Linked DNA regions of Mus musculus: region 1 is linked to region 2. A link is a contact called in ENCODE POLR2A ChIA-PET data. All regions are on one chromosome and are shown on one strand. The core of a region is the stretch at or near the end of the contact, and the rest is flanking DNA. Distances in the headings are between cores, read along the strand shown. Region 1 holds the start of 4930597O21Rik (a long non-coding RNA gene). Region 2 holds the start of Gadd45a (growth arrest and DNA-damage-inducible 45 alpha).

The links. ChIA-PET counts read pairs that join two places held with the same protein, here RNA polymerase II (POLR2A).
Region 1: POLR2A ChIA-PET joins it to region 2 with 11 read pairs in Patski. The contact joins the promoter of 4930597O21Rik here to the promoter of Gadd45a in region 2. POLR2A ChIA-PET finds 5 or more read pairs at or near these places in 2 of 5 experiments (Patski and embryonic stem cell).

What each region holds. Positions count from the first base shown.
Region 1 is chr6:66,920,904-66,927,227 of GRCm38, forward strand. 4930597O21Rik (a long non-coding RNA gene) reads right to left here and starts at 3,273. Exons shown (of 3, transcript XR_003956381.1): 1 at 3,214-3,273. All of the region lies in intron 2 of Gng12 (guanine nucleotide binding protein (G protein), gamma 12), which reads left to right.
Region 2 is chr6:67,033,451-67,039,538 of GRCm38, forward strand. Gadd45a (growth arrest and DNA-damage-inducible 45 alpha) reads right to left here and starts at 3,957. Exons shown (of 4, transcript NM_007836.1): 1 at 3,751-3,957; 2 at 3,560-3,661; 3 at 3,228-3,465; 4 at 1,646-2,322. The coding sequence starts at 3,794. The coding sequence ends at 2,209. It overlaps E230016M11Rik (RIKEN cDNA E230016M11 gene), which reads left to right and starts at 3,149. Exons shown (of 7, transcript NR_040278.1): 1 at 3,149-3,485.

The sequences.
Region 1 (6,324 bases), core at 2,023-4,522, 110 kb before region 2:
ATGTCAGGTAGAGTAGGTAGGCTCACAGTTTTATGCTGGACTCGATGTGAGCAGTTGTTTCAGATGCTCCTGTGCCTGGGCCTCTGTCATGGTGAACACTCCCCTTCTCCCTTCCGCCGCTTTTGCCGGGGCTGTGTTACACAGCATCATGAACATACACTAAGTGTGTGGAGGGATGGTTATAGCTAAGTGGGGGATCCTTGTGGAGGTTCCAGGGGCTAAAATGACATCATTAGGTAGAGGCTAGTGGTCTGCTAAGAAAAGTGTTCATAGTCACAAGGATTGGACACGGGGATGGGCTATGAGTGGGTTTCTGGGGGAATGAAACTAGGTCAAGGTGGTTTCAGTCTGGTCTGCAACACTTAACTCTCCAGGGTCAGGAAGTTCAATCAGTTGGCCTTGCAGAATTGTTACCACACTTGCGCCTTTTGTTTTTCCTTCTGTAACTTGTTTATGATAAAGTAGATGATGACTCTGAAGCACTTCCCGTGGGCTGGCTGCTGTGAGTGTGCTGCCTCAGGGCGCTTGCATACAGATAGAGAGGACTGCTGCTTCAGCCGTGCTCCAGTTCCTTCCGGATGCTCTCCCACCTTCCCCATGTCACCTTCCCTAGATCAGTACTTTCAACCTATTTTCATTATTATATGAGAAGAAAAATTAAAGAAATCTGAGTTCAGTGACTTAAATGGAAATGCCTGTCCTACAGGTGAATTTAATACTAAGAGTAAGTTGTAATTGAGTTGGGCTGTGCTTAGGAAGGCTGTAGACCACAGCGATGCCTATGATTCCTTGTGTCTTTTCCTGCCAAGAACCAGTTCACTCTACGATAATACATCCCATGTCTCTAAGGCTCGTCCATGGCACTTTGTCCTTCTGAAGTACATCTCATATTGTCTCTGACTTCTTCCAGTTTCTCGGGCCAGGGCAGGGCTGCTTCCTGCCTGGTATGCCTCTGGTGGCTCTTCTGTTTCCCTCCAGGGCTCACTCACCCATTCAGAACTAGCTGGTTGAGCATCTGGTACGTAGTGCAGTATAGAACAGGGCCACACCTAAGGGACACACATAGTGGGAGCTGTGGGAAATGTGTTAACACTATGTAGACTGGGGCAGAGGGGAGGATGTGGCTGGGCGGGAGGGCTGCCTGGAGCAGAGCTATCCTACAGCCTGGGAGGGACCTGGACCTTCAAAGGTACAATGTAGCACTGCTCATTTCAGTTTGATTAATCTTTGTGTATGTGTGTTTATCCATGTGTATGTACTTGTGTGTGTGTGTGTGTGTGTGTGTGTGTGTAGGCCAATGGTTGATATTAGATGTCTTCCTCAGTTATTCACTATCCTACTTAGGGTCACAATTACTGTCATTAAACATAAAACCAAAGCAACATGGGAGAAAAGATTATTTGGCTTACACTTCCATAGCAATGTTTATCATCAAAGGAAGTCAGGGCAGGAACTCAAACAGGGCAACAATCTGGAGGCAGGAGGCCATGGAAGAGTGCTGCTTACCAACTTGTTCTCCATGGCTCCTCAGCCTGCTTTCTTATAGACCAAAGCCCCGGAAAGGCACCACCTATACTGAGCTGGGCCTTCCCGAATCAGCCACTAATTAAGAATCTTATAGAGGTATTTTCTCAATTGAGTTTCCTTCCTCTCCGATGACTCTAGCTTATATCATGTTGACATAAAACCAGCCAGCACACTCTATTTTTTGAGACAAAGTCTCACTCTGCTATTTGGCAAGACTCGCTGCCCAGCAAGCTCCAAAGAACCTCCTGTCCCTGCCTTCAGCACTAGGTTTTCAGGCGCCCCACCACAGCTGCTCGTTCTAAGGCTGCTGGGGATCGGAGTTCTGTACCCACTGATTAGCCATCTCCTCAGCCCATTTTACCGTGCTTATAATATGATCTTAATATGCCACTTTGGAAGAAACATTGGTTCCAGAGAAGAAGTGCAAGAGCATATTGTGCCCAAGTCCTGTGACAAAAGCATCGGCTTTCCTGTTCGGTAGCGAATGGAGTGGCTGGCTAGAAAGCAGGGTGGGGACTAAACACACCTGACCAGCCAGAGTGTGGGAGCTAAGTGGTTTTACAGGTATGTCTTGAGCATCTTGCCTCTCATTTCTCCATCCGGCTTCATTCTCAGTGTCCTGTGCCCCACACGTGTCTGTCCTGTGTTCTGTATCCTCCTGTGACTTAGCCATTCCTTTTCAAAGCGTTTGCAGCCTCAGCAGCAGCTTCCTTGGTCCCTTGGGCTGGATGCCCTGTGGCCACCTTCAGCTCAGCTCATTTTTCTCATCACCCCGACTTGGAATCGTGGGATGACTTGAAGCTTCTTATTCTGTTAGGAAATCATAACAGGGCAGGCAGAGCTGCTCTCTCTGACACTGTCTGGGTCACTCCAGTAGCCTGCAACCATTCCTCCTCCTCCTCCCCCCTCCCCCTCCCCCTCCTCCTCCTCCCCCTCCTCCTCCTCCTCTTCTTCCTCTTCCTTCTTCTCTCTCCCTCTCTCTCTCTCTCTCTCTCTCTCTCTCTCTCTCCTTTCCTTTATTTCCCACACCTGTTTTCCTGTTTTTCCCCTCCTTCCTTTTTTCTCTCTTTTCTTTTTAAAAAGCAATATTTATTAAGCCAAGATCTGTACTCATTTCCCCACATGGATTATTTCATTAAATGCTCATAAAATCTGTGAGAAATTAGTACCACTATCACTCCAAACTCTGTAGTGCAGGCAAGTACAGACCAAATCAGACATGCAACTTGTCTAAACTCATGTAGTTTGGGATTAGAGTTAAGGACAATCTATGAGTTTTGTCCAACACCCTGCCTCAATGAGCAGCTTGCACACTCAACTGGGATACACATTGATCTCCTCCTGTCCTTCCTCTGTATGGGTCACAAATGTGACCCTGTCACTTCACAGAGTCCAGTATTAACATCCCCCACTCCTGGCTATGTTTTCTGCCATTCCCTGAATTAACATCTATCCCAGCCATGTTCTTTTGCCATTTTGAAGACACTGATTTATGGAAAGCAACATGGCTTTGAAAGCCTGGGTTCAGCCCTAGACTTTCTTCTTGTCTTTGCTACCATAAGAGGTAGTCCATTTCTCTGAGTTGTTCACCTGTTCATTTAGTGGGTATTGACCGCATGTTTTCTCCTACTGGTCTTGCGTGAGCAATGTGAACGTTCAGAGCTGCCAGACAGGCCATTTGCTCACCATTGATTTCTTGCTGGACTGTGTCGGTGGTCCTTGTGGAGTACACTTTGCCTGGTGCATGGTGCTAGTTCCTTAGAGCTGTTTTCTTCTGCTTTGCCAAGAAGCTCCTTCCATCTTGCTAATCATTTGTTTCAGCTTGTTCTAGCCTTCTGTTCCTTACAAAATACAATATAGTTTTTTTTTTTCTTCTTGTGTGTGTGGACATGTGTCACAGCCCTAGTATAGATGCTGGAAGTTCTCTGTGGACTCACTTCTCCCCTCCCACCTTTATGTGGGTTCTGGAGATCAAACGCAGGTTGTCAAGCTTGCACTGTTGTGCGACAGAGCCATCTTCCCGGCTCCATCTCGTGTCCTCTGGGTGGCTGAACTGGAAAGCTCTGTTATTCATTACAGCTTTCTGGACACTTCTCATTGAATAGAATTGTGTCATTTATGTGGCAGTTCAGCCATTCTCATTAAACCCTTTAAAAAGCAGGGGTTTTACCAAGAGTGACCCACAAACACTTGAGTCGTCTCAGACCCTTTCAGAGAGCAACAAGGTGAGATGTGTTTCTATAATAATATGAAGATATTTCTTGGTGTTTTCACTTTGTTGACATTTGGAATATGCTGCAAAAGACATGGAACAAACTTCGATTGCTTAATTATTAATCAAGGCAGGAGTCACATGCCTTACAACTTTATGCTCAGAGTGAGAAGAAAAAATGTTACTTAAGGATGCCCTTGATGTAGTGGAAGTTACTTAACTAAGCCTCATTTCAAAACATATCTTTTTAATCTACCATGTAACACCATGTAACACAGTAAAGAATAAAGCTCTTTTCCTGACCATCAAGCCTGGTGTCTCGGGGAAACCCTCTGATCTAGTTGCATGCTGAACTAGCTACATTGTTTTTTATTGATTTCTCTAGTGAGTTCTCTATTTTGCATCGCCCAGGCTTGACTATGGACAGCAAAGCACTAAGTAGGATCCTATAATGTTTTCTGCCTATCTGCCTTTGGACCTAGGTGTTAGTCCCACTGTCCCAGCCACAGGGATGTTCATAGTTGAACAGCATTAGAAGAATCAGGGATTGCAACTTTTTGTTTTGTTTTTGAGACTGGATAATAATAATAACACAGTAAGTAGGTTCTTTAATGTTTTGGTCTCTCAAACTTTCTGACACTTTTAAAAATTGAGAATCCTGTGGGGTTTTTATTTAGCTTTATCTGCTGACATATAATGGTTAGCATATAAGAAATTGAAATTGGGAAGTTTAAAAATGTTTCACAAAATTCTTATAATGATTCTCCCAGGGTCCCACTCATAAACAAATACTATAGGCAAATAAGGACTCCTGAGAGTGAGAGAAATAGTCCCTCTCAGGAATGAGTCCCAGGTCCTTATCCAGTAACAAGTGGTCAGCACTGAGTTAGAAGTGTGCTTACTATGGCAATGAGATAATTTATGGTAGGCAGCCCGTAGGTAGCTTCAGGATGAGGGATAACTAAATAAAACAAAACAGAACAAGAGTAGATTTCTGTGGTAGAAGTCCCAACACACCAAACTTTTGGGCGAGAAAAGATTATGGCAACTGGTGATTTTAATGGGCCAGCCATGCTTGTGTAATTAAGCCTCCATAAAAACTGGGAAGAGTAGTGTTTGGAGAGCTTCCTGGTAGTTCCTGGAAGTTGATGCATGATAGTTCCTTGTCTCTTTCCACATGCTCTGTTGTAACTATCCATCCCTTCATCTGGTCTTCATCCATGTCCTCTTTGATATCCTCTTAAATAGACCAGAGTGTTCTCTGAGTTCTATGAACTGCTCTAACAGGGGAGGGGGGTCTGAAAACCCTGTTTCTGGCCATTCAGTCAGAAGTGTGGGTAAAAAGTACCAGGGCTTTTTGCCTGGAGCCTGAACTCTTAGGGAATGTGTCTTAAGTATGGGAGAAAATTGCTTTATCCAGATAGACCATATCAGAGTTAAGTCAAATTGAAGGACATCCAGCTGGGATCCAGCTTGCTTGCTGGTGCATACAAGAAGACCCAAACACATCTGGCTGCACACATCTGGGTTGACTATTGAGAAAACCAGGATTGGTTTCCTTCCCTGTGTTAAGCCCACTGTCCAAACCTTGTTTTTATCCCTAGTACCACAAAAGAAAGAAGGAGAAGGCAGTCCTTTTGTGCCTTGGTTGTTCAGGAAAAACAGTGACTTTTGTCCTAACTAGTGTGTATATCCTTCTCCTACCTGTGCCTGCAAGCCACAGCTGATGGAAGTTAGTGACAAGAGCCCTTAAGTCCTAGTCAGCTCACTCCACTGGAAGCACCAGCGCCATCTGCACAGCCGCTTTATATGAAGGTGAAACCTGAGACTGGAATGTAAAGATGAAAGACACTGAGGTCAGGGGACACCTCGGGGAGTCAGCTGGTGGCCATAACCCTGAGGTTAACGCTTGCTTTCTAGTTAGTAATGTGTGGTATATGGCCCCTGTAGGTAGCCCTGGAGCTGGACTGATTTTTTTTTCATTGCCCCACCTATTTTTAAGGTTCAAACCTCTTCTGATAAAGTGTGGGAAGTTTAACTGGGAATTATTTGAGTAAAATCAATCTGGAGGAGTTGTCCAAAATTCAGAACTAAAAAGGGACTTTTCTGCACGGGCCATCAACCCCTACTTGGGCTTCCTTAGATCATGGTGTGCAGTTTTATTTGTGTGCTGTTTTAACTTGAGTTGGCGCCTTGATTTCACATTTATCTAAGTCACTGGTTATGCTCAGCCAGCAGCAGTGTGGCCTTCTGCAATGACTGTCTAGAAAATAGAGACCTTAAAGAAGAGAGTCTTGGAGACTTGGAGAGAGTCCCCAGTCTTGGTCTTCATGGCAGGACAGGCTCAGTATTCTTAGAAAAATAATCTGGGGCTGGAGAGATGGCTCAGCAGTTAAGAGCAGTGACTGTTCTTCTAGAGATCCTGAGTTTGACTCCCAGCAACCACATGGGCTCACAACCATCTGTAATGGGATCCGTTGCCCTCTTCTGGTGTGTCTGAAGACAGCTACATATTTATTCTTATAAGTAAATCTTGAAAGAAAGAAAGAGAGAGAGAGAGAGAGAAAGAAAGAGAGAGATAGAAA
Region 2 (6,088 bases), core at 2,707-5,206:
TCTCCTGTTGCTATGATCCGAGCAAATACCATGTACCAGGTAGTGATTATTTCCCCAGAGCCAGAGATATTGCAGGATCTCGTACATGCTCTATCTATCACTGAAGCTACAGCCTCGGGTTCATAATGATTTCTAATCATTCATTTATTAAACAAATATTACCTCATCATCTAATGTATGGATACATCAGTGGACCAGATATTAAGTTCATCCTTCCAAGAGATGACAAAGCTATAAAAGGCAACTCTGTAGGCTGGGTAATGTGCTCTTCATTTTACACATGAATGAATGGTGGGGGTGCTGGTGGAGACCTGACTGCCACTCATGTGCTTTCCAGCAAACAGCTGCTTTTCTCCACGTGTCCTACTTGGTTTAACTTAGTTCATGAAATACAACAGTTGTGGAAACCGAACAAGCCGCTAGTGGGAAGGCTAAAGGGCTTGCTCGAAAGGAATTGCTCTCAAATCTCCTGCTAATATAAAAGTAAATGTTGTTATTCCAGTTGTTTGGGATTACACATTGTCTTCAAGCAAAGACTAAATAAGGCCTAGAAATCCACATTCCTAAGAGTAGAAAAGCAGAAGGCTCATAGGCCTATACAAGATGGGCAGAAGCTTAAGGGTTTTGTGGTTTCTTCTGCTCTCCCTGATGGTCACAAGAAGGCTGGCAAACAGTAGGGGCCCAAGGAGTTCCAGAGAGGAAGGGAGGGAGGGAGGGAGGGAGGGAGGGAGGGAGGGAGGGAGGGAAATAGAGAAAGAGAGAGCTCCAGAGAGAGAGGAGAAGAGAGAGGGAGGGAGGGGGAGGAGGAGGGGAGGGAGAGGGGCAAACAGTGGAGACTATAGCTCTGCCAGGCTTTGTCTTCAGCACACACCTTTGCTTCCCTTGCCTCTGCCTCCCAGCTACAGTTAATTACCAGGTGCTTTCTAACCAGACAGTAGAAAGGCTTCTTCTACTGAAGTCTTTTCTTCTTCTTTTTCCTCTGACACTTCTTCCCTGACATAATCAGACCTCTCACAGCAGTAGGGGAAATTCTCTGGGAAGAGGCTACAACTTGACAAAACCTGCCCTTTGCCACGGTTCTCCCTTACGCTGGTACTGTATAGCCAGCCACTCACCCTATTTACTACCCCATACCTCCCCAAGTTATCTACCTACAACACTGACCAGGTCACTTCCTTCTGCAGACTGTGGCAAGTTCACAGAAAGAAGCTCAAATACATAATGGTGATGCAAGAACTCCTGTCAGCATCTGAGCTGAACCCCCACCTTTCCAACCCTCTCTCACTTATCTGCCTACACCAGAGGCAGGCAGAGACACCCTCGTAGGTCTCTCTGCAGGCTGTGATCTTTGATGCCTCCAATGAAATGTTTTTTCCTCAGTAAAAGCTTCACTCATCTTCAAGCAGCTTTGGTAACCCTCCTCTCTGCTTCCACGTTTTGCATGCAATTAATTATAGCATTTAAGTCATTCACTGTAATTTAGACTTTGCAAGGTGAATCTTGCCATATTCCCTTTTTCCTTACCCCGACCCTCTACAACCGCCCCCCCCCACCATCTTCCTGCCTAGTGTAAAATACAGCAAAGCTTCAATAGAATGTCCAATAATCAATATTGTAAAACACAAACCACACGTTGAGAAATGACACAATTATTCCATACCAGTTTATTTTAGATAATGTGCTTCAAAAACTTTATCATAAATAACCTTTCACATCATAAAATAACTTAGTAAGATTTATAATAAAACTTCTGAGAATTTAACATCTCATCAAAATACATTTAAACTGTGGCTTGAAAATATGATTAATCCTCTTTTACTTTCCTTTTATTTGAGGGCATAAAGACCAAAAAAAAAAAAGAAAAAAAATACCCAAACTATTGCTATACATTTAAAGTTTCAACAAAGCAATATTTGGCTTATTTGAAAGTAACCTGGCCATCCTAAATTAGCAGTTTTCTTTCTTGCAGTGCTTTGTAGTTTTTGTCCCTTTTGCCTTGGATTTCTCTTTTCTCGCAGCTTCCTTCTTCAGGCTCACCTCTCTCTCCCTCTGCAAAGTCATCTCTGAGCCCTCGTGCAGTTGAACTCGGCCCCTTGACATCAGTTTCTGTAATCCTTGCATCAGCGTGGGGAGTGACTGCTTGAGTAACTACAAAGGTATTTCAAAACTTCAGTGCAATTTGGTTCAGTTATTTCCATTCGGATGCCATCACCGTTCCGGGAGATTAATCACGGGCACCCACTGATCCATGTAGCGACTTTCCCGGCAAAAACAAATAAGTTGACTTAAGGCAGGATCCTTCCATTGTGATGAATGTGGGTTCTGTGAACAGATTTTGAAAAAATTACTTCCCCGGAAAATAATCAGCTTCTGCTACTAATTGTGCTACTTTTGAAAGGGCCAAACCCCGAACATTCTGTTAAAAACAGCATCTAGCATAGTCTAAACACCTGTAACGTGCACGGAACTACACAGAGTTTTGCATATTAACTACCCCATTCTGCATGAGGTTACCATTCTTAAGACCTCCCTTCCAAGCATGTACCCTGGTGGGTCATAAGTAAAAGACTCCTGAAAAGCATTCTCAGGCTGTGTGCACGGTGAGGGCTGCAGGGCAGGCAGCTGCTGAACTCTTATCTTCCCTGACGATGAATAGCACATTTTACTGGCAGCAACAAGTAACCAGGCAGTCACTTCCCTACACAAGTCAGAAGAGAAAGAGTACAAAAACAAAAAACCAGAAGACCTAGACAGCACGGTTCTTTCTGAAAACACTATCAACCCACCACACATTTTTAAGCGGTGGGGAGGAGGGAGCTCGTTTAAACAAACTCAAGAGCAGCAAAGAAAAGAATTCCACTCGGTACACTTCAGAGTATCTATCTATATCCAGGGAATTAATAAGGTCTGTCTCCTACACCACTTCTACCTTTAGCTTTGACAGCAAATGAAGAATGAAGCTAACTTCTTAACGAAGGGTAAACCGGGAATTTATTTGGCTTTATCTAATCTGTTCTGCTCAAAGAATTAGCCACGCGAGGTTGTGCAGAGGTAAGCAGAGGTAGCAGCTGGGCAGCTTGCTGACTCACAGGGATATCTTCCGCCGCTGGAGGCCACCCACGAGCTTAGACACGCTCCGTACCCTATCACAACCCCCGCGAGATCAGCGTTCAGCTCGGACAAGGTCCACCCCAGCAGATTCTGGGCTGCAGCCCCGGGTCTCTTACCGTCACCAGCACACAGTGCAGGTCCGGGGTCTGCGCGGCGCCCCCGCTCTCCGCCGGGCCCGCGTCGTTCTCCAGTAGCAGCAGCTCAGCTAGCCGACCCGGGTTGCTGACCCGCAGGATGTTGATGTCGTTCTCGCAGCAGAACGCACGGATGAGGGTGAAATGGATCTGCAGAGCCACATCCCGGTCGTCGTCTTCGTCAGCAGCCAGCAGGCACAGTACCACGTTATCGGGGTCTCTGCGGGCAGCGGGGCAGCGGTGAGTTGCATACGCTCAGGGGGGCGCGGGGTAGAGGCGGGTGGGTGGGCGAGCGGGGAACGCGGGCCACTTACACGTTGAGCAGCTTGGCAGCCTCGTACACGCCGACCGTAATGGTGCGCTGACTCCGAGCCTTGCTGAGCACTTCCTCCAGGGCATCGCCCACCGTGTCCATCCTGCGGGCGGCAGGGTGAGAGCGGGTCAGCCGGGTCCCCGGACGCGAGGCGGGAGGGGCGGCGGCCACCGAGTCGGCAGGCACACTTACCTTTCGGTCTTCTGCTCTGCAGCCGAGAATTCCTCCAAAGTCATATTGCAAGTGCGAGTCCCTCCCTCGGCGCGCGGGCTGCTCCTGGCCCCCACAGTGCGCGGCGCCGGCTCTGCGCTCGCTCCCACCCTCCCTTCTCCGCTCCGGCCGGCCGGCTGCTCGCCTAGCCTCGCTGGGGAACTCTGCACTGCTGCCTCGGGGCCACTGGAGGACAAAGGGCCCGATTCCGGAGATATGGGGCTAGCCCTCAGCCAACCAGGTCCAGCTTCATTTGCATGCAGTCAGGCCATTGGGTTATGCAAATTAGCAGACGTTGACACCCAGACCCTCGCTCCACCAAAGCAAGGCAGAGTTGAGCGGAAAGGGGCGGAGCTACGCGGGAGGGAGCCCACGGGACGAAGGTGGTGCTGAAACCCGGTTGGTGGGGTCCTGAGCCAGCTCTAGGTAGTTTGTGGAGCCTTCTGGTGCGGAGGGCTTTGCAGTGGTTCAAGTGTCCTCAGCTCTGACTGAAACAGCCTGCCAATTGTTTTTCTGGTTGTGGACATCTTTTGATTGTCGTTTCGTGCCCTTTGTGTTAAGGGGCTGCTTTTTAAATTTTACTTCCAGGGATTAATGCACTCCAGTCTAGCTGTTGTTAGTAAGCATATTTTTAAGTGTCCAGACATGCCGGGCAAAGCTTGCTTCAGTGTTTATATGCAAGTTTCAGGTAAACCTGCTTATTCCCAGTAGTAGTCTTTTGGTGCCCTGATGGCTGGTTTGATTTGGTTTTGGTTGGTTGTGAGAATTTGAAACTCCAGGGAGAAGAAAAAAAAAAAAAAAATCGCATTTGTGTGTAGTGGTGGCACAGTACCAAGTTGGAATCTTTTCCACAAAAAGTTGGTGAAATTTCTGCCTACTCCATGTAAGGTGGGGAGCTGGTGATCGCATGTTTAACGAGCCAAATTCACCGTTCTTAGAATCCTTCCTGAAGAAGGCTCCTTCTGATCAAGTAAGAGCTAAGAGAGAAATTCTGTGGTATTCAGAGGTGCCATCATGGAAATTCGAGGTGCTCACGATGTTCCCTGAGCGTCCCATCACAGGCAGAAGAGTATGACACCACCTTTACTGTCTATGAGCTCACTCTGAATTACTGAAGCTGAATCATGAAGCTGTAACTGTAGTACATTTTAGCCATGTGCTCAAATTTCACCTTTGAGATAATAGCAACTTGTAGGTAGAAGGCAAACCCTCGTAACTGCAAGCAGGAGTTACAAAGTAAAAACAATTTTTAATGCAAACTTTTACTGGATAGCTCAAAACTCTCTTTGTTTTATGAGCTTATTCAGTAAATACAAAAGCATTGCCTGAACCTACTAGTCACGGAGAGTGGTGAAATTGCAGCCCATATGCTTGCATTCTTAACAGTGCTAATATTGAGGTCACTGGGTAGCTTACAGTTACAGAAGTAAATTTTGCAGAGGTACATGTGAGTTATCCTTAAGATTTTTTTTGCGGGGGGAGGGGTGGTTTTTCGAGACAGGGTTTCTCTGTGTAGTCCTGACTGTCTTGGAACTCACTTTGTAGACCAGGCTGGCCTCGAACTTAGAAATCCGTCTGCCTCTGCCTCCCGAGTGCTGGGATTAAAGGCGTGCGCCACCATACCCGGCAAGTTTTTATTCTTGTGGACAAAATATTTTCAAATTCTCTTAATCTTAACTTAATGGATAATTTATAGGTTGGTTTTCTAGTTCACTTATTGGAGATGTCCCCAAGAGACAAAAGTTGAGTAAAGGAGCAAATGTCAGTGTATGACTTACCCTGGGTGCTGTGTACCTCATACTTACGCCTTAAAGCTTTAAATGGCGATGCTTTGTTAAAGAATCCCTTGGGACTGGGGAGTTGGCTCAGTGGTTAAGCACACTGGCTATCCTTCCAGAGGTCCAGAGTTCAATTCCCAGCAACTAAATGTGGCCCACAATCATCTATAATGGGATCTGATGCCCTCTTCTGGCATGAGGTGTACATGCAGTTAGAGCACTCAAAAGTAAATAAAGCGGAGAGGGGAGGGGAGGGGAGGGGAGGGGAGGGGAGGGGAGGGGAGGGGAGGGGAGGAGAGGAGAGAGAGAATTTCTCTACCATTGGGGGCCTGGGATTCTAGGTCAGTGGTAGAGCAGTTGCCTAGCTTGTTCCAGGCCCAGGCTCAGAATTTGATCTCTAGCCCTACAAAACAGCATCAGGGGCAAAATCTCAATATTGAAGTTTAGGCTTCAATTTCTATGGTTAACAGTGACCGTTACCTTAATGGTGATCAAGAGCCATTACTAAAACAAGCCTCTGGGCGTGACTGTGATGGGTCATC